Linked DNA regions of Homo sapiens: regions 2 and 3 are each linked to region 1. Evidence: chromatin contacts called from ENCODE Hi-C or POLR2A ChIA-PET data. All regions are on one chromosome and are shown on one strand. Each heading gives the region's core, a stretch centred on a gene start or an enhancer-like site at or near the end of the contact. The rest is flanking DNA. Distances are from core to core; before and after follow the strand shown. Region 1 overlaps NTN1 (netrin 1). Region 2 holds the start of MYH10 (myosin heavy chain 10). Region 3 holds the start of RPL26 (ribosomal protein L26).

What was found. Hi-C counts contacts between places; a loop is a spot of excess contacts on that map. ChIA-PET counts read pairs that join two places held with the same protein, here RNA polymerase II (POLR2A). Pooled maps may share reads with other maps.
Region 2: a map of vagina shows a loop between it and region 1 (13-fold over the local background). The contact joins the promoter of MYH10 here to the enhancer-like site in region 1. A Hi-C loop is called at or near these places in 1 of 168 maps with a recorded cell type or tissue (vagina), 1 of 37 single-sample maps with no recorded cell type and 8 of 50 pooled maps.
Region 3: a map of sigmoid colon shows a loop between it and region 1 (7-fold over the local background). The contact joins the promoter of RPL26 here to the enhancer-like site in region 1. A Hi-C loop is called at or near these places in 1 of 168 maps with a recorded cell type or tissue (sigmoid colon) and 5 of 50 pooled maps. POLR2A ChIA-PET finds 5 or more read pairs at or near these places in 1 of 52 experiments (A673).

Annotation. Positions count from the first base shown.
Region 1 is chr17:9,238,133-9,241,909 of GRCh38, forward strand. NTN1 (netrin 1) reads left to right here. Exons shown (of 7, transcript NM_004822.3): 7 at 1,508-3,777. The coding sequence ends at 1,836. LOC124903923 (a long non-coding RNA gene) reads left to right here. Exons shown (of 2, transcript XR_007065614.1): 1 at 1-73; 2 at 647-852. Among named protein-coding and RNA genes, the nearest start is that of NTN1, 220 kb to the left of the region's middle. RefSeq lists a silencer at 1,851-2,300. Within about 2 kb of position 2,264, at least 27 of the 41 ENCODE cell types and tissues checked have a DNase peak (open chromatin) inside an H3K27ac peak, as active enhancers do; they include sigmoid colon, where a contact is called at or near this core.
Region 2 is chr17:8,628,629-8,632,078 of GRCh38, forward strand. It overlaps MYH10 (myosin heavy chain 10), which reads right to left and starts at 2,097. Exons shown (of 43, transcript NM_001256012.3): 1 at 2,026-2,097. RefSeq lists enhancers at 470-1,248, 1,249-2,026, 2,027-2,804 and a silencer at 2,289-2,968.
Region 3 is chr17:8,381,578-8,385,143 of GRCh38, forward strand. It overlaps RPL26 (ribosomal protein L26), which reads right to left and starts at 1,616. Exons shown (of 4, transcript NM_000987.5): 1 at 1,580-1,616; 2 at 566-738. The coding sequence starts at 733. RefSeq lists enhancers at 1,074-1,791, 1,371-1,540, 1,792-2,509 and a silencer at 1,941-2,210.

The DNA of each region.
Region 1 (3,777 bases), core at 1,014-3,513:
CCCAGAGACGTTGACAGAAGCCAGCCAGCATAGGAGGGCAGGCTCAGCTGGGGTGGTTCCATTGTCTGGAGTGGTAAGTGGGGAAGTGATGACTGCTGGACGTTCCCTGGGGAGGTGTCCTTGTGGCTGCTGAAGCCACAGAGCTTGCCTGTGTGTTGGTTTCTTCAAGCTGCTGCTCCTGTCTCAGGAGGGCTCAAGTCTACTCCATGGCCCAGCCTGGGGAATAAAGGTGTTTCGCCCAGTGAAGGCTACAGTGTGTGAGGGTGGGATCAGTGAGGGGAAGACAGTGCGGGGCAGGGGAGTGAGTGGATGGCTGTTTCTCTTGAACAGAGGTGAGTACAGCAGAGGCCCCTCCAGGTACCCCCTGGTCTGGGGGCAATGATCATGTGTCCACCCCCAGCAGGTCCCCAAGAAGGCCCCATGAGGCTCTGGTGACCTGAGATGCACCAACCAAAGGGTTCTGCAGTCACAGTTGTTTGAGAAACCAACACACGTATACAGGATTCTTAGGTTAAAGGCTCTGAAAAGTCTTGCAGTAAGGAACCTCTTGACTTTGTTTAACCTAGTATTTCACAAACTTACTAGAGCAAAGTTTCTCATTTATTTAGCGTCTCTTATTTTTGAAATCTCCCTTACTATCTTGCAGAAATGACATCTGGTAACATTTGTCCTCTGAGTCAATGACATCGGCACCACTTGTGAGAAATGCATATTCTAGGGCCTCACCCAGATCTGTTCAATCTGAAGCTCTGGGGCGGGGCCCAGCAGTGTATTTTCACAAGCCGGCCAGGGGATTCTGATGCATGCTCCATTTGGGGAAGTCCTTCTACTAGGGAAAATACTGGCAGAGAATTTGGAGTAAGAGGAATGGTCTGGGGACCTTGGGCGGCATGGAGGAAGGGAGGCCACCTGGTAGGGATGGCTTAGGCGTGGGAAGCGGCAGTCCAAGGTTCCCGGGGCTCTGGAAAAGGCACTACGGCCACCCCAAAGGGTGGGTTCTCATCTTCTGTCCCTGAGCATTGAGGACCCATTATGGTTTTCTGAGGCTGGTTGGAGGGCCAGGCTGTGTGTGGAGTGTCATGAGGGCTGGTGTAAAGTGACTTGGGCCTTTGGAGAAGCGCACCCCTGAGGAACCTCCCTCTCCCCGCCAGCACTGCTCTCACCCGAGCGCCTGCCCTGGGCAGACAGCTTGCCCAGAGTGCTGGGGGCGTGGTCAGCACCTGTAGGCTTCCTGGACAAAGTGGGCCTTGACAAGGCCAGGAGATGGCTTGTCCCGACGGCAGTGCTGGGTGGCACCCTCACAGCGTGGGAGGCAAGGCTTCTTGGCCCTGTTGTTAGCAGGTGGGGGTCTACGATCAGCTTGCCACCACCCACGCGCTCCTGTATGGGCCACTCTGTGCAGTCACTTCCTGGGGCTGGGTCTCCTTTCCCTTCTCCCCAGGCTCAGGCAGGGCGGACCTAGCCACAGCAGCTGGGAGCCCACCCGTCTGCCTGTGCTTCCTTGCAGCCGTCCAGATCCACATCCTGAAGGCGGACAAGGCGGGGGACTGGTGGAAGTTCACGGTGAACATCATCTCCGTGTATAAGCAGGGCACGAGCCGCATCCGCCGCGGTGACCAGAGCCTGTGGATCCGCTCGCGGGACATCGCCTGCAAGTGTCCCAAAATCAAGCCCCTCAAGAAGTACCTGCTGCTGGGCAACGCGGAGGACTCTCCGGACCAGAGCGGCATCGTGGCCGATAAAAGCAGCCTGGTGATCCAGTGGCGGGACACGTGGGCGCGGCGGCTGCGCAAGTTCCAGCAGCGTGAGAAGAAGGGCAAGTGCAAGAAGGCCTAGCGCCGAGGCAGCGGGCGGGCGGGCGGGCGGGCGCCAGGGCGGGGCCGAGCGAGAGCGGGCGCCTTGGCCCGGCCGCCGCGGACTTGGCCCGCGAGGGCTTTCCCAGGTGGGGGGAGGGAGGGGGCGGGGCCGCACGGCGCGGGGGGCGGGACCCTCGGCGGCCCCTCCCCCTACCCCCACCCTGCGCGCTCTGGGCGGGAGCCGCGTGCACGCGGGGCGGGGTGCGCCGCCGGCCGGGCCCTGGAGAAATGACGAGACGTAGCTACCTCACGGGGCTCCTTCCAGAGCAGAGACGCGCTTCCCTGGGCCTGGGCGCGGCCGCCGTGGAGGGGCTGGGGGCAGCCTGCCCTGGGGCCCGGGGGCGGGCGCAGAATCGCACAACTGGGGCCCCAGGCGCGGGGCGTGGATGGCGCGGAGACGTGGACGGGAGGAGAACTGTGAATTCTCAAGCCCGTAGTGTGGGCGGGGCGCGGAGCACCCACCAAACCACCACCCGACACGCAGCCGACGGGATCCCCCCCTTTCTCCCCGGCCCCTTCTAGCAGTTCCCCGCGGGCCACCTGGCTGTCACAGCCTGGACTCCTCCATCTGAAGGGGCCTGGCAGCATTTGGGGAGTGGACAGCTCCTGTCCAGCCAGCATGCCCCAGGCGGCCTCTGTCTCCACTGCTACCTGCTGAGTGGGTCCTACTGGGTGGGGGCTTGGGGTCGGTGAGTGGTTCACCTGTGGAGAGAGGAGAGGAAGCCCCTGCTGCTGCCTGTCTCTGCCCCTGCCCCTGCCCCTGCCCAGCGTGGGGCTGGCCCATCCGGAAGGCAGTGGGCCCAGGGACACCCCTGAGAAGCCCAAGCCGGGTGGTCACCGCCTCATGCTGGAGCTGCCTGTTGGAGGAGGCATCGCAAACGCAAAACCTCCCAGAGAGTTTCCTTTTGGAAACTTGGAACCAGCCCTTTTTATGACGTTTTCCAGGGGGAGGGGGAGGGGCACTGGCTGGGTTTACGGCAGTGACACTATTTATGTAAATGACATCAGCTCCCGCAAGGCCCCTCAGCAATGTCAACAGCTGGAAAGGGCCTGAACGGGCTTGGAGTCTGCAGGCTGCGAAGGCACTTGGGCCTGGCTTGGGGCCGGGGGCTTGTTTGAGCTGGGATGGGGTTTGCTGGCTCAGTGAAGTACCAGAGTGCCTGAGCCATGGGTGGGCAGGGGCACAGGAATGACCAGGTTCCTGGGGGCCAAGGAGGCCATGCTGGCTTCTCCAAGGGAAGGCACAGAGGCTGCCGGCCTGCCCCCTACAGCTGTCTTGGGTCTGGCCTGGGCCACACCTTGACCGTGCCTTTCCAGACGGTCTTTGTGGAGTCTGCCCGTGCCCTCCACTGTGCCCCAGCCCTCCTTCCAAAATCTCCTAGAGACACGGTCCTCAAGCAGGCAGCCCCTTTTGTTCTGACCTCCTCACACAGGGTCCATTCCTGTGCCCTGGGGCCTCCTGGCTCCCTGCCTTCCTGGGCTCTCTGCACTGCCCGGGCCTCTGGCCCACATCCTCACACCCGGCGCACTGAATTAAGAGGCCTGGCTCCCCTCACAGTCAGGAAATTGGTTTCACTTTCCCGGCCAGAGTTTGGCTGCTCAAAAGGGTCATACCAAGTATGAAGCTCGGCCCCCGGTGGTCTGGCTTCCCTCCGCCTTCCCCACATTTACCCGCATCACGGCTGCCATTTATTGAGCACCTGCTGTGTGCCAGGCACTTTACCCACATGCTCCCAGTGTGTACTCATGACAACCCTGTGGGACAGGGACTCATTATCACCAGCAAGGAGACTGGAGTACACGTGCCCAAGGTCATGCTGCAAATTGGTGGCAGGACTGGGGCTCAAACTCCAGAGCCCGACTTTCTGACCAGGGGCCACGCTGGCCCTCACTGCACTCCAGCTCTGCAGCCTACCCGCCC
Region 2 (3,450 bases), core at 847-3,346, 610 kb before region 1:
CCCAATGATCACAAACACAAACCAAACACAAAAGGCCACTATTGCTACTTATGGCCTGCCCCATCTCCCAATTAATATCTCTATACTGTGTTTAATATTTCCAAAACTAGGATCCAACACCAGGAACTTTAATTCCTCACATGTGATAAAGTGCATAAACCGCTGAAGCATATAGTCTTCCACCCTACAACGTGCCCTTCAAGATTTCCTCCATCTCACCTTCCATCTCAGCTGCCTTCGTTATAATGATTTCCCTATGGAGCCCAAATGAAAAGCCAGGCTCGCAGGGGTCACATCCTTCTGCTGCCAAAGCTCGTGCTATATCGCACAATTACACCATATGCTTTCTCCAGATAAGGACGGGGAAGAACTGAATTTAAGATGCAGAAGTAAGGAGATGCATAAAATGGCCACTTTTCCAGAACCCGAGACAGGCAGGGCATACTTAAACATCAAAAGCAAGGGACTCAAAGAATAATTAATAAAGGCAGATTGATGAAGGAGATAAAACAATAAATAGATTATAAAGTTTTCCAGAGTGAGATACTATCAAGAATAATTAAACCTGACTCAAAGAATCCTCAGTTTCAACGTTAAAAAACAAAATCTCAGCAAAGCCAAAGTATTATGTTTGGTATTACATTATTCAGCGAAAACAGCAGTCTTTGTTTCATCTGCAGTCTGCATCTACCCCGCCTGCTTTCCCCTACCCCACCCCAGCCCACCCCACCCCCTTCCATCCACCGCAGTGATCTTGAAGGGAGCTGCAGAGGCCCTAAAGAAACAGAGATAACGGCTGTAGGCAGAGGCCACGTTATCCAAACCTCACCAGCCCGGTCTGACCCGCCGAGTCGCCAACCTCCTTCCTAAGGCCCTAGTTCCAAACAGGCCTGGCTGGGGGCCTCCCGCTTCCCAGGGCCGCATCCGCCCACCACAGGCCCACAAAGCCCCCACAAATGCCAGGACTCCGCGGCTTCAACTTCCCTCCGAACCAATTCCAGTCCGATTTTATGGGATCAGGGTGTGACCCCCAACTGCAGAAGGCAATGAAGAGACTGCGGCGAGCCATTCCCAGCTCGCTTACACAATAAAGGGATCCCGAGGCGAGTGCTGACCCTCCCCCCGGCCGTCCTGCTGCAGCGCGCCCCGCCACATTTCCCGCCTCGCCCCCTCAAACCGCCTGGGCCTCGCAGGGCGTCCACCCCCGGCCTAGGCGCTCCACGGAGGGCGCGGCAGGACGCCCTCCTCCCGCGCTCCTTCCCCGGCGCCGGCGGAGTCCGACCCTCCCCACGCCCGCGGCCGGCTCCGGAGCCCCTCACCCGCCGCGCGCTTCCCCGGCCGCGCAGAGCCAATGCCCTCCTGTCCCTCCACCCACGGGTCGGGCGCGCGCCGCCCGCCTTCCAAGCCCATGGTGAACCCCTCTGGTGCTGCGGGGGACCGGTCGCGCCAGGCCTAACCCACCCAGCAACCCACGCAGGGGCCCTTCCTGCCCAGCGCCCCCCCACCCTACCGCCGGGACTGCGCTTTCCAGCCCCGCTTAGAATCCCCTCTCTTCCTGGGAGGCAGACACTGGCTCGCGGGGCACGCCGAGACCTCCGCCGGGACACTAGCCCCTCGACCTCGCGCCCCCAGGGATCCCACCCACCGAGAACCTGGTCCTCACGTCCCCACCCCCAGATCTCCATCCCCCAGCCCCCCAGGGGTCGCCCTCCTGCACACCCAGGCCCTGACCCCCGCGGGTTTCACAAGGACTTCATTCCCCGCTCCTCCGGGAGTCTCTCCATCTCCACCCACTGAGGTCCCAGTGCCCCCAGCCCAGGACCCTGCTCAAACTAACCTAAGGTCCCCGCAGCACAAACCCTACAGCTCAGAAGCCCCTCTGTCTTCCCCAGCTCCCGCTTCGGTCCCCCGTTCCTGTCCTCCAGAGCCGCCCGGGACCCCTCAGCCCAGGAGCCATTCCTCCCTCCACAAACTGTCCCCCAGCCCTGGGCCGTGCACTCGGACCCGGGTAGCCGCACCTCTCACCTTCAGCCGAAGATGGTGGCGCGGGCGCACGTCCCCAGCCGCGACCACAGATCCAGCGCCTCAGTCCCAAACCCACCGCTGCCTCCGCCGGGCTCCTTTAGCACTGCTGCTCGGGGCTGCCCCACCCACCCCTACCCTCATTGGGCCAGCTCCACGCCCATCACCGCCGCCCCCAGACCCACTGGTTGGTTTGCGCGCCCATCTCCAAGGGAAGACGTTAGCAACCCGAACGAAGCTACCTTCCCGAGTCCGGCTCCCTCCACCCACCTGGAATGACGCTCATTGGCTCCCGCTCCCAGCCCAGGCCACAGAGGCCCCAATCTCATGGGCTGGCTCTTACGCCCGTCATAGGCTCCGGGAGGTGCGGCCGGGGCAGTGGCGCGGGATTGGCTGGCTCGTGCGTAGATGGACAGCTGAGGCTGGCTGAACGCCCGGCGATCCCGCGAGGCTGCGGGTGCGGGCCCCGCGGCGGCCGGCGCGCTGCGCTGACATTGGCTGTGCGGGCCGCGGGGCAGGTGGGCCGCGGCAGGAGGCTGGCGCTCTGACTGCAGACTCCTCGTCCTAGCGTCAGGCAGCCGCCGCAGCCGCAGCACATTCGAGCGCCCGGTCGCCCCCTGTGCTTGCGGCAGCCGGCATGTACCGCAGCGGGACGGGGTTCCACCGCGGAGTCGCGGGCCCTCAGCGTTGCCTGCAGGGGCGGGGCGGAGCGCGGTCCAGAGTCCTGACGTCACCCCCGGGGCTGCGCGGGGTTGGGGCCGCGGCGCTGCGACTCACCTGCAGTGGGGGAAGGAACGCGGGGGAGGGCGCTGCTCCGCCCATGCGCACAGGGTTTGGCCCGGGACCCGGCTGCGCTCCACGCTGCGGCCACTGTCCCGACCCCGGCCCCAGGCGGACTCTGCCGGGATCGGCCGAGCGCCAGGCGCAGGACACGGTCCTCCAAGGTCGCAGTTTTGGTGTTAGCGGGGTGAGAGGCTCTCCTGCCCAGCCTCCAGGCAAGGCTGAGATTCCAGAAGAATGAGAAGAGAACCGACCTTGGAGAGAAAACTTGGAAGAAACTTTATTCACCTCATTCATTCACTCGTTCAGTCGCTCCTTCATTCATTCATCAGAGCTCCCTACGTGAAGGGCTATGAGAGGTTCTTAAGAATATAAGGCTGGATTCCTGTAGCGCTGTCATATCCCCTAGGGCTTATGAAAACGTTGGAGACTGAAAAACAGTGGCCCCAAAATAACGAAAGGAAACTGGAAAAATCAAAGTAAATAAAATTTAATGAAATGTCTGCAGAATCTAGGCAACTGCAACAAAACTCTTGCATAATTATATATAAATATAATAAAGTCTAAATCACATGAACAAAATGAATTATTCATACAAAACCTGAAAGTCAAGATCATAAAAATTCACAGCAAGATGCAGTTATTAAT
Region 3 (3,566 bases), core at 366-2,865, 860 kb before region 1:
ACTTGAGCCCACAAGAGCCATGACCACGCAACTGCACTCCAGTCTGGGTAAGAGTGAGACCCCATCTCAGCCGGGCGCGGTGGCTCACGCCTGTAATCCCAGCACTTTGGGAGGCTGAGGCGGGCTGATCACCTGACGCCATGAGTTCGAGACCACCCTGCCCAACATGGTGAAACCCCGCCTCTACTAAAAACACAAAAATTAGCCGAGCCGTGGTGGCGGGCGCTTGTAATCCCAGCTACTCGGGAGGCTGAGGCAGGAGAATCGCCTGAACCCGGGAGGCGAAGGTTGCAGTGAGCTGAGATGGCACCACTGCACTCCAGCCTGGGGGGGACAAGAGCGAGACTTCATCTCAAAAAAAAAAAAAAAAAAGATTTTCACCAAATAATACAATTAAAAACTGAAAAGCAGCTTACTTACTGTTTTTTGGTCCCTGGCTCAACTCATCTTGCCACTCTTTGGGAGCAAGAGTCTCAGAAGCATCTTTCTCAGGAATGCAATCTCTCTTCTAAGCTAAGTGCGTAAAATATCCATCAAGACAACGAGAACAAGTAGGGATACACACCTGAACTTCATCATCCTTTCGGATGGGCATGGATCGCACGTTGTACTTCTGTCTCAGCTCTTTGGAAAGAGGGGAAGACATAATCTTCCTTCGAATGTGGGAAGGTGCATTGAAATGCCTTTTGCGATTCTTGCTTCGGTCGGAAGTCACAAAGGGATTAAACTTCATTTTGGCTAAATAAAAAGTTAAAAAGACTCTTAAATGACCAAAATCTCATCCAGCTTCCAAACAAATAACCGCAATGATTTTATCTTGATAGTCTAGAATGATCATAGGCAGTGTCATGTTGTGCAACTTCAACAAAAACTGTTTGATCGGAAGGGCCTATCAACCGAAGCTCGAAACTTTTTATTTTTTGTTTTATTCGGGTGTTTTCTGTATATGTTTACGGACTAAAGACTTTTGCATCAAAAACACTTGTCCTAGTTATAAGACCTTTTAGTTACACTCTCCCAACTCCTCAAGTAGTGCCTGAGGAAATCAAGACTGGACTTACATCTCTGCTGAGCAGACCGACAACGCAATTCTCTTAACTATAACCTCACGTTTTAGAAGGTACAATCAACGTTCATCTTCTACAGGCTTAAGAGTGAATACGTATAGCCCCGCCAAAATGAATAAGGCCCACCAACCCGAACCTGGAAAAGCCTGCACACGTCTCGGGTCCTAAAAGCCTCCCAGTGGGCAAGTGTGGTCTGGAAATTCCGTGAAGACTTTACCGAGAAGTTACTTCGAGACCATTCTCTAGGAAACGACACTACCCAGACTCCAGTCTATTTCCACAGGCTCCCTTCCCTCAGCTCGTTTTCGAGTTCCCAAATCCCCGGTCCCTCCATCCATCTCCGGCCCGGCGGCCCTTGATTTAAGAAAGCAACAGATAAAAAACCATCCCAGTCTCTCCTTCCTGGCTGCTACTCGGCCGACAAGAGACTCTCGGGGTCCCCGCGGTCGGAAGCCACCATGCCCAAGAACGGATGGCTGCTGATTACACCCGCTTGCCCGCCGAATCCTTACCCGCTCCCGCTTCGGTGATGGCCGCAAAAGGGAAGAGAACTACACGCTGCTTCCGGTTCTGTAAGTTTACCAAAGATCTCGCGAGACCTATGTCTCTCGGAGCGAGAGGGGCGCGGAGTTTGAGCGAGGGGAGTAAACTGGGAAATAAATTTATGGCTAGTGTCACCTAGTGGCTAGGAGGGGAACTGCGAGGGATTGCAAAACTCCCCTCCTCCAGGTCCTAGTGTCTCCCTTCCGAGACCCGGGTGCTGCCGCTGAATCCTCTGGGAAGGGTAGTCCCGGGGCTATTGGCTAAGGCTGCTCAGGGTCCAACTGCCCCTGGGGGTGATGAAGGAACGAGCGGCCCCAGGAGACCGCCCAGGAGACCCGCTGGTACCTTCACTCCCAGGTGCCGGGGCGGGGGCCGGCACCCCTTAGCCGGGGAAGCGCAGGCCCTGCTTCTGGCCGCCAGGAGGCGCGGGGACGCCGGCCGGCCGGTCGCCTGGGTCCCTGCACTCACCGTCCCCTCCCGCCCGTGGCGTGGGCGCGGCCAGCGTGCCGGTACTTTAACGAGCTCCACCGCGACGCCGGCCACCGCCCCTGCACCTGGGCGTCTGCTGACCGCACAGCAGGGCCCGCCAGAGATTCAGTTCTGGGTGGTGAGGGGCCTTGCGAGGACCAGGGCCACCGATCGCCGCCTGCCCCCGCGGAAATAGGTCCAAGGCCGCGTTTCCAAGGCGCCCCCAGTGCTGTGGGAGGTGCTGGTCCAGACCACGCTTCGAAGGAGCCAGGCGAGAGGAAGCCTCTCGGTGCGGGGAGCTGCGCGGGTTTCTAAATGCTCGGCCTGTTTGCGTCCAGTTCAGGACCAGACGGAAGCCGTGCGCTCCCTGCAAATGGTTTCTTTTCTTCTTCTTCGTGTGTGTGTGTGTGTGTGTGTGTGTGTGTGTGTGTGTGTGTGTGTGTGTGTGTGTGTGTGTGTGTCTTTTTCTTCTTTTTGAGACAGTTTCGCTCTTGTTGCTCAGGCTGGAGCGCACTGGCACGATCTCCACTCACTGCAACCTCCGCCTCCCGGGTTCTCCTGCCTCAGCCTCCTGAGTAGCTGGGATTACAGGCGCCCGCCACCACGCCCGGCTAATTTTTGTAGTTTTAGTAGAGACGAGGGTTCACCATGTTGGCCAGGCTGGTCTCGAACTCCCGACCTCAGGCAATCCGCCCGCCTCAGCCTCCCAAAGTGCTGGGATTACAGGCGTGAGCCACCGCGCCCGGCCCCTGCAAATGGTTTCTGAGGCAGCGGCAGTGCAGCAGGCACCGGCGCTGAACGGCTTCTGCTGAATGAATGACACGGGTGTCACAGTGACAGAGGACAGGCGTTTCACAAGAATACCGAAGACGTAGTGAGCCTTCTGAGTGTGGGGACGCTCTTCTCTACACTTTACATCATGAATTCTTTTAATCCACAAAATGGCTCTGTTGTTGCTGGTATTATTGTCCCCATTTTACAGATTGGGCAACTCAGCCACAGAGAAATGAGAGGAACTTGGTGCAAGGTTATACAGGACCCATAAGTCACAGCAGAACCCGTGCAGGCTGGCTCCCCGGCCTCTTCTGGGAACTGTATATGGCCCCAATTTGTGGGAACCTCATAGTCAGGACTGCCCAGAGGATGGTCAGCAACGAACATGCGTTTTCATGATTTAAAAATAGTTGTGTTCTTAAATATGCTGTGAAGGAAGTAGCCCTAGATTTTATTCATCACTGAAAAATTCAGCAAGAATTCCTCTGCTGCGACTCTTTTCAACAAATATTTATGAGGCTTCTTTCCTGGGCCAGCCCTGAAACTAGACACTGGCGATGCAAAATAGGTCAAAGTTTGTGCCTTCAGGAAGTTTACTGTCTACAAGAAAAGATAGACAAGGGAATCAACAGCCACGAGACCACAGGAAAAGTGCTCGCTGAGCCAGCTGCCCTTGCTGTCTCTGTGATTCAGGAGCAGAAGGGAGCTCTGGGG